Regions from separate parts of the Homo sapiens genome. Here all the other regions are linked to region 2. Evidence: chromatin contacts called from ENCODE Hi-C or POLR2A ChIA-PET data. All regions are on one chromosome and are shown on one strand. Each heading gives the region's core, a stretch centred on a gene start or an enhancer-like site at or near the end of the contact. The rest is flanking DNA. Distances are from core to core; before and after follow the strand shown. Region 1 overlaps C1QTNF7-AS1 (C1QTNF7 antisense RNA 1). Region 2 holds the start of LINC01182 (long intergenic non-protein coding RNA 1182). Region 3 overlaps CPEB2-DT (CPEB2 divergent transcript). Region 4 holds the start of LINC00504 (long intergenic non-protein coding RNA 504). Region 5 overlaps LINC00504 (long intergenic non-protein coding RNA 504). Region 6 overlaps CPEB2 (cytoplasmic polyadenylation element binding protein 2). Region 7 overlaps LINC00504 (long intergenic non-protein coding RNA 504).

Evidence for each region. A loop is a pair of places that touch in the nucleus more often than their neighbours do. ChIA-PET counts read pairs that join two places held with the same protein, here RNA polymerase II (POLR2A). Pooled maps may share reads with other maps.
Region 1: a loop to region 2 is called in a pooled map, with 3 times the contacts of the local background. The contact joins the enhancer-like site here to the promoter of LINC01182 in region 2. A Hi-C loop is called at or near these places in 6 of 50 pooled maps.
Region 3: a pooled map shows a loop between it and region 2 (2.7-fold over the local background). The contact joins the enhancer-like site here to the promoter of LINC01182 in region 2. A Hi-C loop is called at or near these places in 3 of 168 maps with a recorded cell type or tissue (chondrocyte and naive thymus-derived CD4-positive, alpha-beta T cell) and 11 of 50 pooled maps. POLR2A ChIA-PET finds 5 or more read pairs at or near these places in 1 of 52 experiments (activated T-cell).
Region 4: a loop to region 2 is called in a map with no recorded cell type, with 2.5 times the contacts of the local background. The contact joins the promoter of LINC00504 here to the promoter of LINC01182 in region 2. A Hi-C loop is called at or near these places in 2 of 168 maps with a recorded cell type or tissue (PC-9 and mammary epithelial cell), 11 of 37 single-sample maps with no recorded cell type and 6 of 50 pooled maps. POLR2A ChIA-PET finds 5 or more read pairs at or near these places in 1 of 52 experiments (activated CD8-positive, alpha-beta T cell).
Region 5: a loop to region 2 is called in a pooled map, with 5 times the contacts of the local background. The contact joins the enhancer-like site here to the promoter of LINC01182 in region 2. A Hi-C loop is called at or near these places in 1 of 168 maps with a recorded cell type or tissue (Calu3), 4 of 37 single-sample maps with no recorded cell type and 11 of 50 pooled maps.
Region 6: a map of head of caudate nucleus shows a loop between it and region 2 (4-fold over the local background). The contact joins the enhancer-like site here to the promoter of LINC01182 in region 2. A Hi-C loop is called at or near these places in 1 of 168 maps with a recorded cell type or tissue (head of caudate nucleus) and 1 of 50 pooled maps. POLR2A ChIA-PET finds 5 or more read pairs at or near these places in 2 of 52 experiments (AG04449 and MCF 10A).
Region 7: a map of IMR-90 shows a loop between it and region 2 (2.9-fold over the local background). The contact joins the enhancer-like site here to the promoter of LINC01182 in region 2. A Hi-C loop is called at or near these places in 1 of 168 maps with a recorded cell type or tissue (IMR-90), 1 of 37 single-sample maps with no recorded cell type and 15 of 50 pooled maps. POLR2A ChIA-PET finds 5 or more read pairs at or near these places in 1 of 52 experiments (PC-9).

What each region holds. Positions count from the first base shown.
Region 1 is chr4:15,409,451-15,412,288 of GRCh38, forward strand. All of the region lies in intron 1 of C1QTNF7-AS1 (C1QTNF7 antisense RNA 1), which reads right to left. It also overlaps a transcript of C1QTNF7 not described here. Among named protein-coding and RNA genes, the nearest start is that of C1QTNF7-AS1, 17 kb to the right of the region's middle. Within about 2 kb of position 1,526, at least 7 of the 41 ENCODE cell types and tissues checked have a DNase peak (open chromatin) inside an H3K27ac peak, as active enhancers do.
Region 2 is chr4:13,653,845-13,656,582 of GRCh38, forward strand. LINC01182 (long intergenic non-protein coding RNA 1182) reads left to right here and starts at 1,335. Exons shown (of 4, transcript NR_121681.1): 1 at 1,335-1,507. RefSeq lists an enhancer at 860-909.
Region 3 is chr4:14,915,912-14,918,735 of GRCh38, forward strand. The region is part of intron 7 of CPEB2-DT (CPEB2 divergent transcript); the gene reads right to left. Among named protein-coding and RNA genes, the nearest start is that of LINC00504, 29 kb to the left of the region's middle. Within about 2 kb of position 1,265, at least 7 of the 41 ENCODE cell types and tissues checked have a DNase peak (open chromatin) inside an H3K27ac peak, as active enhancers do.
Region 4 is chr4:14,886,733-14,889,432 of GRCh38, forward strand. LINC00504 (long intergenic non-protein coding RNA 504) reads right to left here and starts at 1,437. Exons shown (of 7, transcript NR_126435.1): 1 at 1,327-1,437.
Region 5 is chr4:14,700,437-14,703,406 of GRCh38, forward strand. It overlaps LINC00504 (long intergenic non-protein coding RNA 504), which reads right to left. Exons shown (of 7, transcript NR_126435.1): 3 at 307-345. Among named protein-coding and RNA genes, the nearest start is that of LINC00504, 190 kb to the right of the region's middle. Within about 2 kb of position 1,660, at least 3 of the 41 ENCODE cell types and tissues checked have a DNase peak (open chromatin) inside an H3K27ac peak, as active enhancers do.
Region 6 is chr4:15,019,685-15,022,478 of GRCh38, forward strand. All of the region lies in intron 4 of CPEB2 (cytoplasmic polyadenylation element binding protein 2), which reads left to right. All of the region lies in intron 2 of C1QTNF7-AS1 (C1QTNF7 antisense RNA 1), which reads right to left. Among named protein-coding and RNA genes, the nearest start is that of CPEB2, 19 kb to the left of the region's middle. Within about 2 kb of position 1,392, at least 2 of the 41 ENCODE cell types and tissues checked have a DNase peak (open chromatin) inside an H3K27ac peak, as active enhancers do.
Region 7 is chr4:14,855,110-14,857,809 of GRCh38, forward strand. The region is part of intron 2 of LINC00504 (long intergenic non-protein coding RNA 504); the gene reads right to left. Among named protein-coding and RNA genes, the nearest start is that of LINC00504, 32 kb to the right of the region's middle. RefSeq lists enhancers at 832-2,031, 1,227-1,606. Within about 2 kb of position 1,427, at least 10 of the 41 ENCODE cell types and tissues checked have a DNase peak (open chromatin) inside an H3K27ac peak, as active enhancers do; they include IMR-90 and PC-9, where a contact is called at or near this core.

The DNA.
Region 1 (2,838 bases), core at 276-2,775, 1.8 Mb after region 2:
GAAAGACAAACTGGGGATGAAAGATGAATGTGGAAGAAAGACTTATTTTCACTATTCATGCTTTTCATTATGAAATTTTTAAAAACCATTGTGTACATGCATAGCCATGGTCAGAACCTATGAATCTAGTGAGATGCTGTTGGATCTCTTAAAAACAGAGCATTGTGCAGAATCACCAGGAGGGTCTCGGGCAGTCTAGTCAGGCTGAGCTCCTGGAGGAGACAGTGAATTGTGGAGTCCGACGGCCCAGGGTCTGAACGTGCTCTGCCCACCCAATGAGACACCCTGGGCTTGGTGTGCTCACTTTAGTGAGCATCTCATCTATGAAATCTGTATAATAGGACCCACTTACCAGAGTTGTTAGGCTGAAATAGGACAATACATATAAAGCATTCCACACACAGTTTGGCACATAGGGAACCTTCAGTAAATCATAAATATGATGACTCTTTTTTTCTCCATTGTCCTTGTGCTGGAATGAAGGTTATTGAAATGATCACAATTGAATTATCTGGGAAAGCAAAACTCTTCTTTGTCTCATAAAACCAAGTCAGTTGACTTAAAGCCAGAAAGTGTATGTGCTAAAACAGTTTCTACATACCCCATGAAGTGCTAATGGCCAAAATTTCTCACCCCAGCCTTCCTGCCGTTAGCACTAATCCAGGAAACTAGAACTCCTGAGGCATTTTAATTTAGAATTATAAATGTGTGCAGTCATAATTTTCTTAGACATCTTCCACACTATTTTGGAGCTTTGGCTTATTGCTTTATGTTTGCATTTAATTTTTTTTCTTAGAGATGTAAATAATTATGTTACTAAATATATGGGAAATAGAAAGTAGGAAAAAAACAGTTCATAATTCCACCACTTTCACAATGGATACCAGCATTTTGGTATATTTTCTGCCAGGCTGTTAACGTGTGAGCTTTATCATTACAAGCATTATAATCATATTGAACACAATTTTGACTCTCAATGTTTCTCTTAACAGTATATTGTGAATATTTTCCTTATGATGGAAAAGGCATTATAACTACCTTTTCAACTAACTGCATAATATTCCACTAAGTGACTAACCCACAATATATTTAACAACTCTACTATTACATGACATTTTGGTTTATTCCAATTTTTTCTGGTTTTCACAGTGCTGCAATAAACATCTTTGTATGTGAACATTTTTATTGAATTCATAATTATTTCTTAGGCTAGATTCACACAATTGGCTAGCCTTCAGTTTTAGAGATATGAAATTACATTAGATTATGGTATTAAACTAACTAGGTGAACTTAGAAAAATCACCAGGATTTCACGTGAATATGCTTTCTCTCTGGTTTTCAGAACTATTAGGGGAACAAATCTTTTGCAAAGCAGCACGAAGGCAGCCTGTAATCTACCAGAGACATACAGAATTGCAACAAGGTCAAAGGGCACCACTTTATTTGGCTGCTACAATATCAACATCAATTTCGAGTTACAACCCAGAAACAAAACAGAGTTTTGAAAAGCAGCAGTGCCTGTCATCCAAATTGCATTTCCTGTTTCACACGCGAACAGGAAGGAAAAGAAACTGCCACTGGCCCCCTACTGAAAGAGACTCTCACTGTGGAAATGTACGTGCATACTAACTTCCATTATTGCAAGGAGTCAGCAAATTCATTCCAATAAGAACTTATTATATTAATAACCATTTACATTTATTGAGCACTTACAATGTGCCAGTGTTCTTAAATATCCTAAACATATACTAACTTTTTCCCATTTTCTGGAAGGCACACTGAGGCATAAAGAGAACATCATTTTCTGAAGATGACAATGATTTTCACAGGAAAGACAAACGAGATGAAAGATGAATGTGCAAGGAAGACTTATTTTCACTATTCATGCTTTTCATTATGAAATATTAAAAAAAAACCACTGTGCACATGCACAGCCATGATCAGAAACTATGAACCTAGAGAGATGCTGTTGGATCTCTTTAAAACACACCATTGTGCAGAATCACCAGGAGGGTCTCTGGCAGCCTAGTCAGCCTGCATTCCTAGAGGAGACAGTGAGCTATGGAGTCTGACAGCCCATGGTCTCAATGTGCTCTGCCCACCCAATGTGAAAGTGGTTAGTAGGAGGTGGAGCTGGGCTTCAAACCCAGGTATGCTGGCTTCAGAAATCACTGTCTAAACCAACCCGGACACCCCTATTCTTTTTGTTGCCTACAGCCCTGGCAGGGTCTCCTGGCTTCCCCTGGTATAGTAATTTTCTATAACGGCTATAACAAATTATCACAAACCTGGTGGAGCAGTTACCATCTTATGGTTCTGAAAGTCAGAAGTCTCAGGTGGGCTTCCAGGGCTACATTCCTCTTGGATGCTCTGGGGGAAAAGCTGTTTCCTTGCCTTTTCTATCTTCTAGAGCAGGAGTCCCCAGTCCCTGAACCACGCACCGGTACTGGTGCAAGGCCCATTAGGAATGGGGTAGCACAGCAGGAGGTGAGTGGCAGGCGAGTCAGTGAAGCTTCATCTGTATTTACAGCTGCTCCCCATCACTCACATTACCACCTGAGCTTCACCACCTGTCAGATCAGCAACAACATTATATTCTCACAGGAGCGCAAACCCCATTGTGAACTGTGTATGAGAGGGATCTAGGTTGCACACTCCTTATGAGCATCTAATGCCCGATGATCTGTCCTGGCTCTGATCACCCCAGAGGGGATGGTCTAGTAGCAGGAAAATAAGTTCAGGGCTCCCACTGATTCTACCTTATCATGAGTTGTATAATTATTTCACTATACATTACAGTATAATAATAATAGAAACAAAGTGCACAATAAATGTAA
Region 2 (2,738 bases), core at 85-2,584:
TGTATGTCTTAAATGTATTTAATTGAAGTCTCACGTCTCCCTAAAATGTATACATCTAGGTGACGCCCCAATCACCTTGGGGTCATGTTCTCAGGATCTCCTGAAGGTTATGTCATGGGCCATTAGTGACTCATATTTGGCTCAGAATAAATCTCTTTAAATATTTTAGAGTCTGACTCTTTTTGTCAACAAAAATCACATCTCTGTCTGACATTGTCGTGATTTGGGTTCTTTCAAAAGCAGATCCTGAGACAAGGGTTTGAGTGCAAGTGGGACTTTGGAGGTGTATTTATCTTTTTAAAAAATTTTTTTTTGTGCCTCTCAGCTCTGAATGGACCCTTTATTAATTTATGCTCTGGGACTAACGAAGGCGTGCCTTTGAGCCCGTCTCCTTTAAGTGCGCGCGATGCTAGGCTTCCTCAGTAGAGGGCGCCGGAGGACACCGCAGCTGGAGGAGGGTTTCCGCCGGTTGTGCGGGGACCGCGGCTCAGTAGTGTGGGTGGACGAGGACAGCGGGTGGAACTGGTCCTTCTGTGACTTTGCAGCCCCGGCTTGGTGATAATTTTTGTGCAGGCTTCTTGACATGGAAAGCAGAGCTCCCCAGCACAGAGTGAGCCTCCGAAGGGCTCCTGCCCTTACCGGTGCCCTACCCTCCCTTTCCCTGCTTGCTACACTTGGGTCCGGGACTCAGCCTCCCTTTGCAAGCTTCTGCTCGGCCTGTGTGCAGCTGCACTTAGCTGGCAGGGTCAGGCGTTGAGTAGCCGCTCCGCTCCTTCTGCAGCCTCCTGCAGCCCCCGCCAGCTCCCGGGCTCCATCCCTCACCATCAGTTGCTGATTGGCGCCCCCTGCGTGCACAACGGAGGCTGGCTGCACCTGGAGGTTCCCAGCAATTCCAGGCCGGCTCCAGCCTAGCCAAAGCAGCTAACTTCTCTGCTGTCTCGTGGGCTGAACCTCACCGTTTCCCAAGAGGTCTGAATCCTTCTCAAGTTCGTCTTTTCCTAAGTTCTCCCTCGTAGCTCTAGGTTGCTTTGTAGAGTTTCCTTATATCTATACTCTTCATTGTAGTTAATGACTCTGTGTTACACTTGTCCTGTTGAACTTACTGTGTAGTTTCTGTCTCTTGACTGGATCAAGGCTCTCACAGGAGTCAATCCCAGAAAAATGATGAGACAGTAGGGAAGAGAGAAAAGCCAATAAACAGCATGTTAATGAGTAGGTCCCACCTGGGGCTCAGTCGCACTGGTGTCCCTCTGAGAGTATGGGCACCACACACTTTGGCATTGCCCCAGCAAGGCAAGGGGCAAGCAAGGGAGCTGGGTGTTTATCTCCCAGGCATTGCTTGAGGCTTGCTCTTGGGAATGGTAGCTCCCTGGAACTTCTGTCCAGCCTGCATATCTGGACTGTGCAGGGGATACTTCTATGGCCAGAAAAAGCCCTTGGGCAGAGAGAAGCAGGTTCTTGATGCTGAGATGTCTGCGTGCTTGGGAGTTGACCACTGCAGCTGCAGGTGACCTCTGGGGTGGGCCAAGGGGATGTAGGTGGGCAGTGATACATCTGCTACAGACATGTTGCAGGATGCAGGGCAGCAGAAGGAAACTGATCAGCTGGCTGCCAATGAATGGCCCAGACTGATTCAAGGGTAAATTTGCTGGAAGAAGTCCGTTGCAGAAGATCAGATGCTTTCCTGACTGGTGTAATTTAATTGTATGGTCAGTGTTTGCTATGGATAATTGGATTTTTCTTTGACCTTCACAATCTTGCTGGCTCTCTGTCCACACTGAAAGACACTTTTCTAACTCTCTCAAATGCAATAAGACTAACCTTGGCTTCCATCAGGAACTCATGGGCTTGCCATTTCCAGGAGGTGCCGATGGCTGTGGTATCCAACCAGCAAACGGCAGTGGTGTTTGTATTTTCCATTTTGCCCTTTACAAGAACATTTCAGCTGAAGCAAAAGGCTTTTTCCTTTACCCTGGGTTTTTTAATAGAAATCTTGGTGGCATTAAGCACTTTTAATTCTGAGCACTAGCCTGTAAAGTTCAAAGCTCTGTTCTGCTCTTGAACACAGCGGATACCAAGGCGAGAGATTCTAATCACAAGGAATACCAGAAAAAAAAAAATAAGCAGGAGACAAGTTTATTACGAAGGGTTGTGAACAGTATTTGTGATTAATGTGGAATGAAAAAGGTTATTTCTACATTAAAATCATTCACATTTGCAATAATTTAAACAATTTATCTGGTTTCCCCAAGTGGGGATGTGTTCTTTCCACATATAACATGCTCAGTGAAGGAAGAACAAGGAAGGTTACGCTGCCCTGAAACATATCTGGGAGAGCTTTTCGGCTCTGGGAGGATCACCAAGTTATGTTGTTAAGTGACAAAAACAATATCCGGAAGAGTGTCAAACAGCTAATTATTGTGTAAGAAGGAAAAAAAGAAGACTACATTAGTCACATTTACTTATATTTATATGAAAAGCTAATAAAAGTAGCTAGGTATACGTAAGGCAGTCAGAAACAAGACTTTTCAATTATAACTTTTATATCATTTTAATTTAAAAGTTACGCTAATATATTTCCTGTTCAAGAAACAAATAACAACATGCCCAGTGGAAAGCATCATCATTGTAATAATGTCCTAAGATCATTTTTTATGACCTTTGAAGGTAACTTAGGATAGGAAAATGCATTCCATAAAATTCAGCTGCCTGCACATAGTGAATCCTTTGCAAACCCT
Region 3 (2,824 bases), core at 15-2,514, 1.3 Mb after region 2:
ACCACCATGCCTGGTTAATTTTTGTATTAGTTTGGTGCAAAAGTAAGTGAGTTTTTGCCATTAAAAGTATTAATAATTGCAAAAAGCACACTTTTGTACCAACCTAATACAATATAATTTATAATATAGATATTTTTAATAATATTTTTTGTAGAGATGGTGTTTCACCATGTTGCCTAGGGTGGTCTTGAACTCCTGAACTCAAGCTATCTGCCCACCGTGACCTCCCAAAATGCTAGGATTACAGGCATGGGCCACTATGCCTGGTCCAACTTTTCTTCCTAATAGGATCACTCTTTCCTCTTCACAAACTCCATACCTATTCCATGCCTCCTCACTGCACACTTCTGTTCAAACCTTTTTCTTTGTATCTTGAACACCTTCTCCTCTATTTCTACCTCTCCAAACCCTATCATTCTTGAAGTCTCTGTTAAAATGTTATCCGCTCCATAAAGTCTTCCTTGTTTGCCACCAAGTGACATTTCCTGTCTCTGAACCCTCATTTTACATCTTTTACACCTTTATTGTGGCATTAATCATTTTCTAATTTATATTTACTTACCCTCCTTTTCTATCTCTCCCCTTATTTTATTGAAGTCACAGAGACGTCTGTAAAATGAGAGTCAAACAAATAAACTGGAAAGTTCCTCTGTCCACAGGACTTTCAGAGAGAAGTTAAATGTGTAATCCTGATACCTTGACCACAGCTAAATGGACCAGGATACGACCCCAGTTCAAGACCAGCCAATCCCTAGACTGACCAGCAGCTATGAGGCAGCAGACAGGGGTGACAGTGATATGCTGGAGCTGGCTTATGCTAGCTTATGGGCCCCAACTGTTCCATTTTCAGGATTTGAGGAGCCAGGTGACGTTATGTTGACAGCTTGAAACCATCTCTCGTAGGAGTATTTGTGCCAAGGAAATTGGCAACACACAGGTGTCAGGGTTTCCCCTACCCCCACCCAACCTCCCACAGAGAACCAGTTATTAAACATTACCAGCACAACACTGATGATAGCAAACTGAACCTTCTCCCCAGGCAGTAGAAGTGTGAGACCTACAGAATGAGCCAGCGGTCCTTAACACAAACAAAGGCAGAACTAACTCAGAGAGGAGGCTGGGTGCAAAAGACAGGACACAGACAACGGCATGAGGCAGCAAAAGCCACAAGGCTGAGAGATAGGAATAGAAATAAGCTGGTCAGTAATGGCAGGTTCAGAATAAGCAGAGGCAGGGAGTGGTGGAATTGTGACGATGACAAATTCCTGGAGTAGAAACAAACAAGTGCCTCTGCCTCGGGATGATGACTAATCCTGCCTCCTGGATGCTTTGCTGGATCCCACATGACCTTTCTAATTCCTACTCATCTGTGGGGCTGGCTTTGCAGGGATTCCTTTTTTCCTCACTTTCCTGCCTCCCAGATAAACTCTCATCACAGAGGACGTGCAGCCCAGAGAACACAATAGAGTGACCATTGCACTTTACAGCTCATAAACTGCTTTCACATCTATCCTCACATTGAATCCTCATGATAACTTTGGCAGGCACACAGGACACCAGCTCTTGTGAGCCTCAGCCAACACATGAGATAAGGAAGCTGAGGCTCAGAGAAGCTGCAAGACTTGCCCAAATATATGAGGCTAGAACAAAAAAGAAATGACATATGATCCCAGGTCCTCTGGCCTCAGGATCAGGGGCTCAATCCACTTTGGGCATAGGTGAGCTGGGAAGTCCACATAAGATGGGAAATGCTTTAACACTTTGTCCTCTCAGATCACAGCCCATGAATGACAGCACGGTTAGTCAACCATCAGAAGGAGCGAAGAGGCCAAGAGATAGAAAAAGTGAGAGAAAAAAGAAAATGAAAGAGATGAGGAGAAAATGTGATTTGGAAGTTTGGGTATCACATATAAATAATATAATATATAGGTATGCACACACACATAAATATACATGTACAGTATACATGTAATATCACATTATGTATGTTATGTGGCATCAGACATACCTGGGTTAAAAATCTCAGCTTCCCTACTCATTGGACACGAGAACTTGAACAAGCCACTTACCCTTCCTGAGACTCTATTCATAAAATGGACATTAGTTTCTCCGTCCACTTTGTAAGATTCTGATAAAGCCTGATGAGAAAATGTATGTAAACTATCTGACACAAAGCTGTCCATAAAGTAATAATTTAATATATTTGATATTTAATTACTATTATTTTTAAGAAATAATTAAAACAATAAAAAGCTATAATCACTTAGTTATTAATTAGGATCATTAATCTGCCTTTATCCTAAAAAAAAAAAGTCAGCTAATGAAAGAACTCCTCTATATAAATCAAGGATATTTTATACATGTACACAGTCTGCTCTACCAAAAATTAAAAATATCATTGAAAACATACAGGATTCAAAATTAAATGTCTTTAAATAAAGCATAAAGCAAAAACAGCTGCTGCTGGAACTTGGTCCCTAGGCAGGTTTGATTTTTGAAAATGACAAAGAGGCCAAATTGTGCTTCGATTCCTGCCTGAACGGAGTGAGAGATGGGGTGTGACTGCCTCCCTGACAGCCTGCTTGGGGGAAGAATGCAGATGCTTAAACAAAGGATATTGTATGCTGGACACACAGCTTTCTGGGACTCTCAGCCATCAGGGAATTCTGCAGCCACATCACAAACAGCCTTGCTGAATTTTTCCTTCCATTTTCTAAACTAGCAATCACCACAAAGAAGACACCCTAACGGGTGCCATGAATGCAAATTTATTAGGCTGATCTGGGATAACACTCCTTGCCACCGGCAGAAAAATCACCTATAT
Region 4 (2,700 bases), core at 187-2,686, 1.2 Mb after region 2:
GACAGAGTAAGGATGAATGGATAATGACACAGAAAGAGTGTGCTAATTCATTCCTAGGTGTGGCAGGGAGATTACTCCTAATTTAAAATTGCAACTTGCAAGAGGAGTTCTTTCTCCCAAGGCCTTTTCCAAGGCACTCCAGGTAGCAGAGAATTCAAATGGTAGCTAGAATTCTCCTTTAGCTTGAAATACATAATAAACCAGCAATGTCTTCTACAAAAAGCATCATTAACAAAGTTTGTGTTTGTTCATCAGTTAAGATCTTGGGGCTTTTTGCCTGATATCATTAATCGTCACGCTTGCTAAAGAACATTCTTCTATCAAACAGACGGGGATTCAAATAAAAGGAGCAAACATATGAATATGCAAGAAGGAAGGCCAAATTATTAATGCAGAATGAAGAAGAATCTGGCAGGAATATCCTTCATTCGACAAGTATTTATTGAGCGTCCTCTACATGCTAACCATTATGCCAGGGGCTGGGAATACAATGACGAGCAAAATGCTGCAGATTTCATGCCAGGAAGCAAGCACACATCTGAAGGAATTTTACATAAATACATAATGTGTTGCTGGTTCCAGCATGCCCCTCTTCATCGGTTTAGTTCAAATGTACTCCTATAACTCTTACTTTTGCACTGAAATTTCCTTCTGTTTTTTTTTCTCATTCATTGTGGCATAATAGAAAGAGTAGACAGGCATACCAATTGCCTTACTAATCATATGACCTTGAGTAAATTACACATCCTTCCAATGGGGCCAATTATACCAATCTCCGAGGGTATGCTTGAAAATACATTAAGATACTGTGTACCACAGCCAGTTAGCTATACAACATATCATATAAGCCTTTATGTGAATTCAACTATACCAAATTGGGATGGGAATGAGGGTAAGTGAGAAATAATAATTTAAATATATGACAAGGGCTGACTATATAATTTGTAGGGACCAGAGGAAAGTAAAATTGAGAGACTCCCTATTCAAAAATTAAGAATTTCAAGACAGTGATAGCAGAGCATTGGGCCAAGCACAGGGTTCTTCTGAGTGTGAGGCCCTTTACAATGGCACAGAATGCACAACCATGAGGTCGGCCCTGGACTTTCTTACTCCCCTGCATATCTAACATGGTGAATAAGTTCTATGATCAATATGATCTTAATTCTAAAATATATGTCTTGTTTACTTGGTTTTTGTTCACTTTGGCCGCTAACCAGAAGCGACCTTATTTTCATGGGCATAAAACCATATATGCAATCATTTGGCTTAAGGGATTTTCAAGGGTAGTTGTATTAGTCCATTTTCATGCTGCTGATAAACACATACCTGAAACTGGGAACGAAAAGAGGTTTAAGTGGACTTGCAGTTCGACGTGGCTGTGTAGGCCTCAGAGTCATGGTGGGAGGCGAAAGGCACTTCTAACATGGCAGAGGCAAGAGACAAATGAGGAAGAAGCAAAAGCAGAAACCCTTGATAAACCCATCAGACCTTGTGAGACTTACTCACTATCACGAGAACAGCACAGGAAAGACCAGCACAGGAAAGACCGGCCCCCATGATTCAATTACCTCCCCATGGGTTCCTCCCACAATATGTGGGAATTCTGAGAGATACAATTCAAGTTGAGATTTGGATGAGACACAGCCAAACCATATCAGTCGTTTTTACTCTATTTTCCCATTACACACTGGTTTCCTAAAGCCTGCAGGAGGTGAAAGCTCACCATAGCTGTCATTTCTGCTGAGCCTTTGACAGTAGGAGTCAACCTTGTGCCCAAGTCTGGATCACATGCTTTGCAGTGAGAACTTCATTCAAGCCACACAGCAAGCCTGCAGGATAAATAATACCATCCTCATTCTCTAGAGGAGGGAGAAACAGAGCCTCAGAGCAGGGAAGCAATTTGCTTAAAGTTACCCAGAAAATAAGTGGCAGATTTGGGATTCAAATACGGGTCTTTGGAGCACACTGTCCACATTCATTCACTGATATCTTAATAAATGGTTGTTCCTTCCAACTCTCTTCTGCAAATCTTGCCCTAACCTTTTGAAATGAAGAATTGTTTGGCAAATTAGGAACCTGATTTTCTGCATCCTGGTAGCAGAGAATGGCTTGCCAATTCAGTTCAGGCACGTAATGCTGGAGGCAGAGCAACAGAAGAGCCTGAAAGTCTGACCTGTGCTTCTAGAGCTCTGATTGCCACATGATGAAAACTCAGGGCTGACATCACCAGTCTCCAGCCTCCCAAACATGAGCCCATGTGGAGAGAATGTTATAAAGAGGAAAAAAATAAAGGTCATGTTAGAGTGAATGATAGGTATAATTAATGTTACTGACAATGAAAAGCTTAGGTGCTGAGAGAAAAATGAGTCAGCAGTGAGCTTGATGTTGAAACTACATGCTGCCTTGTTGCTCAAATACTTACCTATTAGGAAAAAAGAGCAATTTCCTGATCAATGCACACAAAATTCTGGGTTGAGAACACTAAGTGAAAAGTGGGAAAAAAGCCACTTGTGTGTTTTATTTCCAGCATGTGCACAGCCACATTTATGCATAATTTTGGGTTTGTCATTCCCCTTTATGAGTTTTTGTGATCTCAGTGTTTTAGCATGAAGGCCTTTCATAATCTGATCGTATCTTCCCTTTCTATGATCGTCCTCCCTAGTCTCTTCTCTAAATATCCAAATATTACTTCGTCATTCC
Region 5 (2,970 bases), core at 410-2,909, 1.0 Mb after region 2:
AGAATAACTCTCAATCACTCCCCCTTGTGTCACATGCATCACTCAGCACCTTCTCTCAGTCTTTGCTATAAACTGCCTTTAATTTCTGTTGCAAAGTCCTCACAAAAACACGTTTGGCTATTTCCAGATCTTGTACAGCTTTTGGCATACACGGCTACATTGACCAACTGAACAGGCATGGAGAAAAAAACAACCACTAAAGAAAGGACTCTTGAACCCATAGCATGGAAAGGTGTTGATGAGTGACTGTGAGCGTGGGCTGTGGAGCCAGGCTGCATGGATTTGAAACTTGGCTCTACCACTCACCAGCTGTGTGTGATCCCAGGCACACCCACTTCACTTCACCTGTAAAAGAAGGATAATAATAGCAATTATCTCACAGGACTATTGAAGGAATGACAAGAGCTAACATAGGTAAAAAGCTTAGAACAGTAGCTGACATTTGGTAAGCACTCAATAAATGTTAGCTATCATTATTATAAAGAATATTGAATATTTTCATCCAAATTCTATATATCTTTATATAGGATGTGAATTCACTTTTCATAGTAAATTTGAAAAAAAACTGTCTTATAAAATCTTCCATATCAGCTACCTTTGGGGGAGTAATTCCAAAGCCATTATCATAAACATGGGCTATTGTTTTATAATCAGGGCAAGAAGAAACAAATGTTGTTTTTAAAACTTAGATTTAAAACATGAATTAGTTTTGTTATTCTGACTCCTTCACCTCCCCATCGTGGTAAGTACAATTTGTTAATTCCTTTCCGTGTTTCTGTGCTAAGCTTTCTTTCCACTCTGATTACTCTTGGCTAGTTCTCGACCCAGACTGTCTATATTTGCAATCTGGTTCTTCTACATCTTGTCTATGAGAGCTTGGAGATGTATTTTACTCTCTGTCAATCAGTATCCTCTTATCAAATGGGAAAATAAGTTGGACCTACCTCTTAGTATTGTTAAGCTGGCACAATACTGGGCAAAGATAGGTTCCCAATGAATTCTAGCTATGACTGTTACCCTGAGATTTCAGGACAATATCTGACCTCATAGCTGTTCACTGAACACTTTTTGATGTTATGTTCTATGAGCAGCAGGAGCAATGACTCGGTGCTAGGACAGTGCAGGATGGGTAGCAAAGAATGCAAAGTGTTCCATGAAGCCAGAATATGTGTCACTCCAGACATGAAAGCCAAAACCCTCTTCCAGATGTTGAAGCACTCCTGCTCCAAGTCATTGCCAAAAAGCCAGGCCTCTCCACTTTGCTTGGCAATGAAGACCAATAATCCACCTTAATTTGGAAAATTCCACTCACGTTCCTGGTCTCTGGCTTTCCACATGTCCCCACAAGGTTTTATGCCAGCTCTGAGTTCCAAATGTTGAGGAGGAAGAAAGGAGGGAATGGAAAAAAAAAATAGGTAGAGGAAAGGTCGGAAATTTAAACTGAATTATTTGGTAATGGAAATTCCCTTTCAAGTCTCTTTCATTCTTTATTTGGATTCCATTGAGTGTGGGCCAAAAGAGAAAAAGGAAAGGTTAAATTCTCCTATCAGATCTGGCAAAGAATCTCAGCCAAGCAGCTTAAGGGACAGATTAGCTTGCCTGCAAAGCAAAAGTGTTGATACACAAGATGCCAGCAGGCTGCACAGACCCCTCCTTAGAGGCCTTGGCATCCACTGGCCCTGGGAGGGGCTTGCAGGAGGAAATTGGCCCATAGGCAATAGCTTGATCCTCAAGAAAGTGCAAAACATTCTCTCTGCCCAGGGGTAGAAGGAGGCTTTAGATATTCTCACCTTAACTAGTCGGATCTGCTTCCCTTTGAAGAATAAACTTTCATATCCTCCCCCCAGAGAAATACTCACAAGATTTTGCCCCCAACCTAGGGTTTCATGGACCTCAGCTATCCCACCCACAGACCTTGAACCCCTGTCTTATGAGATCCCCGACCTCTTTGAGAACATCTTACTAAAAGCCTTTCTATTTTTCACAGGCCTCTTTCCATCAGCCTTCACTAGAGTCAAAACCCTTCTTTTTAAACTAAGATCAGATCCAAAATTCAAAACATGTCTGGCTGTGGCCTGATGTGTCTGTGTTTAATTCAAAAAAAAAACTGGCAAGTTTAGTGGGGAAAAATAACCCGAAAAACCGATCCTTGGAGTAAATACTGAGCCCTACTATTATCTCCTGGAGTAAATATTGGTCTCTACTTTTAGCTCCTGCAGTCCTGGACTGGGTGTTAGGAAAGTCACTCAGCATTTCAGAGTTTTCAATTTTCTCATGAATAAAATGGGAATTTATTAGTCACCTGTCAACCTCTTCAGGTTTTTGTCAGGTTACATTTCCTGTTTGTCAAAGTGATTCTCCAATGATAAAAGAAACTATGAAATATGAAAGTTTAATGAGCAGCTATCACATGACAGACCCTGAAGATGGGGACATAGGTTCCTCCTTCCCTGAAGGGGCTCCCACGGAGTGGGGAGGTGGCTGAGGAAGGCAATGACCACAGTTCATTATGAGAAAGCATTCTGATAAAGGCTTGAAGAGGCCTTCCAGGGAGGATTCCATGCCTTCTGAGACAATCAGGAGACACTTCCTAAGGGAGAGAAGCATCTGAACTGTTCCCACTAGGGCAGTGAGAGGAGCCAGCTGGGAAAAGGAGGGACAAGATATTTCCATCAAGGGAATCAGCATGCTCAAACTTAAAGAGGAGAAGTGTAATAATAATGACTGCATGATATGGTTTGGCTGTGTCCCCAGCCAAATCTCATCTTGACTTGTAGCTCCTATAATTCCCATGTGTCATGGAGGGATCCAGTGGGAGGTAAATGAATCAGGGGGGTAGGTCTGTCCCATGCTGTTCTCATGATAGTAAATAAGTTTCCTGAGATCTGATGGTTTTACAAAGGGCCTCTCCTGCACACACTCTCTTGCCTGCCACCATGTAAGATATGACTCTGCTCCTCATTTGCCTGC
Region 6 (2,794 bases), core at 142-2,641, 1.4 Mb after region 2:
CATTTGTTTTGTTTTTGTTATGGGATCTGATGAAAAAGGAGAAGGGAGTTGGAGGGTAAACTTTTAAAATGAATTATTTCTCTTTATATTAATGCTGAAAATATCTAGGAAAATGAACTTGAGTGAGGAGAGATATTAGTTATCTCTCTATAATTATCCCAAAATTTAGCAGATCAAAAAAACAGTATACATTATCTCAAACAATTTCTGTGGGTTTAAATTTGGGAGCAGTTTAGCTGGTTACTTCTGGCTAAGGATATCTCATGAAGTAGCAGTCAACATACTGGCTGAGGCTGCAGTCATTTGAAGGCTTAACTGGAACTGGAGGATCTTTTTCTAAGATGGTACACTCACATGGCTGGATGTTGGCAGAAGAACTTGGTTTGTTGCCTCATGGACCTCTCTACAGGGCTGTAAAATTTTTCTTACAACATGGTTGCTTATATCCCCCAAAGTGAGTGATAAAAGCTCAAAACAAATGCCCCAATGTCTTCTATGTCCTAGCCTTAGAAGTCTCATACCATCATTTCCACAACATTCTGTTAACTGCATAGATCAGCTCTGCTCAATTTAGGCCAAGTCTGCTATTCAAGAGATGTGAATACTAGAGGCTGGCTACCACAGAGGTAAAAGGCAGAGTGGTAAATTTGTATTCAATTCGACCCACAGTTAAAGGAAAAGAAAAATTAGTCAAGGTGAGACTGTCAATTGGAAGAAAGCAGTCAAGCAGATAGATCTCTAGAATGCTAAGTGGCAGGTTCCTGACCTAACTGAGGACTGGTGATTGTGCTAACAGAAGCACCTTCCCTCTTATCCTTGTTTATGCCCAAAACACTTCACTGCAGCTTATTTGCCTTTTCCTACTCCCCAGTGTTTTTTCAGGACAGTAGGGAACCTCCATTGTTTAATGTTAATATTTTCATGGTCTGGCATAGCAGGTAGGAAGGGTCTAGTCTTGTTGAAGTTGTACAGATGTGAAATGATGGCAACCCAAGATGGAATGCAGAATGTACTTTACTCAATTAAGTGTGTCTGTTTTTGCACAAGTTTCCTAGACACTGCACGTTGTCGGAGACAGACATAGTGTCTGCCCTCATTGTATAGCCTACTGGGGAAAGAGAGATTCCTTATACAAATACAATATACGTATATCTACTGTGTGTTAGAAATACTGTGGAGGAAGATTATGAGGTGTTTAGAGAGATTATAAATGGAAGTACCTAATTTAGATGTGGAGTAAAGGAAGCTGAGACCTGAAGCATGAGCAGCACAATGATGGAAAAATTGGGAGAAAGTGTCAATTAGACAAAGGAACCAGCATGTGCAAAAGCATGGAAGAGATTGTTACATTTGAGGAACTGAAAGGAGGCTAGCCCTGGCATAGCTTGTTTAGGGCTGCCTGATGCCGACTGGGTGTAACAGGGCACAGTTAACACTGTCGAGAGTGTGCTATCTTTTGCTATGGATCGTGAACAGTGACACACTGTTAAATGCTTTCTTTAGTATGAATGGCACTGACCCGTCTGCTTTATTTATTGTGTGGTAGTTTCTCTCCATTAACATCCTATTTTCTGGTGACTATCTTGATTCTTGGCAAATAATTTGCTTTTCAAAGGAAGATCATGGATTCTTTAAATGGTTAAAGTAAATCATGCTTTGCCAAGTACTGTTTTGTAGTTTTTCAGTTTTAGATTTGCATACCTATTTTAAATAATTTGTGATTTTTTAATATATGTGTATATATATTCCCCCTTTAACAAAAGAACAAGACAGTGATTATTGTTAAGCTCTTTTCCTTCCCTGCCCCCAACAATTTGTAAAAAGGCTTACTGTGTGAGTATTTTTGCCAGAAATTGCTTGTATCATTTCCCAAAGTATAGGGACAAACAGAATTACTTAATTGTAGCTCATAAAAGTTGATTTGAAAACTCTAGGAAGAAATGTAGTTTATGTAACGGTTTGGGGGAAGATCTGTGTCAGTAAGTCGTAATGCCTTTACCAGTGTTTCATGAGCAGTTAAAGGGAATTAAGGAAAAAGAATTTAGAATATGATTTTACACCAAGAAATGTCTAGAAGTGGATGCCTTTAAAACTTATTTACTAAGTTTTTGTATATCTAGTGTCATTTTTATTACCTGATTGCTAAACTCCTATTTTTTAAGACTCCTGAAGTAAGAAGCTCTGTTTATTTTAGGGCATATAAGCCCTGAGAAAATAAGGAGTTATTCCTGTAAGGTGCTGACTGATTATGGTAGTACCAAATTGCTTATTTTCTTCCACTTTTCCCTCTCTTTCTCTTCAGCTGACCTTAATATAAGATTACAATACCAAGTCACAAAATAACTTGTATAAATTTCTAAAAGTCTCCATTGTGAGAACTTATATTTAGAATTTAAGAACTGTCGAGCCAGACAGAGGTTCTCAGACACTGAGACTGTGTCAACCATGTGGTTTTCAGGGCCCACCCTAGAAGTGGTGTAGTTCGTGTGGGGTGTAGAACACACCTGGAGAAACTCTGGTATAAGAGAGCAATGGTAAAGAGATCTTTAAAAAGCTGTGAAAGTTTAATGGCATTTATTAAAATAAAGTACAAAATAAAACAAATACCAATAATATACATGCCAAAGCAGGAATGTCATCTGCTCTTACAGGACTCTTCCTTATTTCCCCTGACAGAGAAAAAGGGGTGCATTTCTCAAAACTGAGTTTACTTTTTCTTCAGCCACTGGTGTTTTCCTGAAGTTGAAAGTTTTAAAATTGCCAATAACAAAAAAGAGTATAGAAGAAAATCACA
Region 7 (2,700 bases), core at 177-2,676, 1.2 Mb after region 2:
CAACAGCCTCAGCATTCATTTCCCATCCCTAGTGCTGCTGCTATATGTAAGTCCTTACTCAGTTGGCATAGACCACCAAAAAATGAGTGACGATGCTAGCAGCCCCCCGTCCTCTGTATCAGCTCAGCCACAGGGTTTCTGAGGCCACCACACTCAGTACTCAGCCCTCCCAGGCCCCCATGAAGGCACCTCCTTCTAGGAACCCATCTTCCAGCTGGAGCAACTCACTGAACACTCCCACAACCATGCCCTTGACCCAGTCCCTGAAGACCTAACCAACTCACTGATTATGCCTCCACTGTCTTCAAATCTTGAAAAAGTCCCTCTCTACTTTAGACTATACCTCAATGGGTCTGTACCTTCAAGCAAAAAAGAAAAATGTTGTGGGATTAGAACTGAGTTGGGGAGAGGCTTGCCTGTTTCTTTCTTTTTTTTTTTCCCCCATCCTTGAAACTCAAAAAGGCTATTAACTTCTTTCATGAAGAGTAAAGAAAATTCAGATCTTAGTAACACAGACTTGTTAACTTTGCTAGGAGAGGAAGGAACGCCTTTCCTTCATTTCCAGTAACTCTATGGCATCAAATGAGACACAGATAAGTTTCTCAACCACCCTGCTACAGCGCCCATCATTTTGAATGCCTACTATGCCACTAGTGCTAACAAGGCCCTGTCCGTTGAGGAGTTCATGGCATGGTTGGGAAGCTAGATGACTAAATGCAAAACCAAAGTACAGTGCGTTAGGGCTGGGCTAGAAGGAGTTCAAGGTGTGTAGCAGATGCACAGAGCAGGCAACTAGCCCCACTTGGCAAATCAGAAGAGGCAACAGCAGAGCTGAGCCTTGGAGAACCAGGAGCAGTTGTCAGGTAAAGCAGGGAGGCATAGTAGAAGAGGTGTTTCTTGTTTCCTTTCCATTTACGCTATAAAAATATTCTTCCCCTTGTTAAATAGAGATGAAAGGGAAGCATTAAAGATCTTTAGTGTAAGCATGACATGATGATGGGGCAAGCTGGACAGAAGCCAAACTGGAGGCAGGGGAACTAGTTCCAAGGCTCATTCTCTGCTTTCCTCCAGGATGAGCTGTCTGCTAATTATCTCCTGCCCATGAAGCCACAGGCCCAGAGGCCCATAATGACACAGCACTGAGGGGTCCCTGCTTTTACTAGAATTATTCCTGATAAGCTTCACTTGACAGAAGACTTGGCTTCCCCAGTCTCTGATTCTTTTGTAAATCCCCAGAATTCAACTAAGGTCTCTGCCCTGGAGCTTTTGTAAGCTGATCTCAAACCCAAAAACACCCCCCTTGACTGACAATCCTCTCAGGGTGGAACCAAGAAGAAAGATATTAGTCTAAAGGGAAAAACCCACAGAGGCATGGAGTTCCCCTTGGCTAAAGGAAAAAGCATGTGCACAGTGGTGTGGCTTAAAGAATGATAGTACTCCTTGACCTTCAAGGGTTGGGCTCAAGTTCATGGTTCTTTTAAGGCTGTCAGAAGCCACAGTGAGTCATAACGCTGTTTGTCCTGGGAGGAGGGAGGGTGATGGGGTGTGAGTCACAACGGAGAGAAGGACTCACTAGTATGGGGCTTGGGAAAGGCCCGTAATAGTGACGTCTTCCAGTGTCTTCTGAGTTCTCATGTTTCCTTTCAGACTTTGAGCTGGGCAAGGGGCGAAAAAGGGGACTATATGGTAGTCTCTTATTAATTAGAATGGATAACTAGAGAATAAGGGAAAAACTAACAAAAAAGGCCAGAGACAAGACTGGCCCTGGGGAATGTGAATTCCAGGTCATTTATAAAATAATAATAATAAATCAAGGTTGTCTTTTGTCTTTCCTGCAAAAAAAATGTGACTTGGTAGCACCACGAGTGTATGAGTGATCTTGGGCCCAAATCTGTCTGCATGGGATCCCTGTTCTGCCTCTCCTTAGACGTGTGATCATACGCAAGTCGTTGAATCTCTGTGGACATTAAGCAACATATTCTTGAACAATTACTATGTTCTGGGCACTCGACTTGGTATCTTATTTGCATCATCTCAAATAATTCCATCCCTACTTTAAAACAATACATTCATTTCAGGGTTGTTGGGAGGATTAAAGGAGATAGCCCAGTGAAAGAGTCTAACTGCCTGGCACAATATAGGGATTAAATAGGTACCATGTCCCCTTAACCTGCTCCTTTTTAAGGAAGTGTGCCTATCTTGGGCGTTAGGCTTTCTATAAGCATGTTTACTTGAGTGTAGTTGAATTTATACATGTCTCCCTGGCAAAAGGGGAAAAAAATGCCTTTGATTTTGGTCATTCTCGCACTGTATAGCTTTATGTGCATTTTTTCACCAACATTATCTTCACACACATCATTTTAATTATGATTTTGTTACCTGTGATATCTTACAACTATTAGCACAGAACATACTAGTGAAAAGCCAATCTGTTTAAGCAACAAAGAGAACTGGGAATAACTCTGTTTTTAATGTACCTATTCCCATGAGTTCTTGAAGTTAGGAAGAAACAGCTCCCCTGGCTTTGCTGCCCTGACCTTTGGGTTGTACAAATCAAGTCGGCTTGGCACAGGAAGCAGCACTCAAATCCAGATTCTAACAAACCGGAAGTGAGGTGGAGAGAGATAGGATAAGCCTCTCCTTCGGGCACCAGAGTTCTTAATTGAAGTAGGGATTCCTTGGGTAAATCTTGTATCTTAC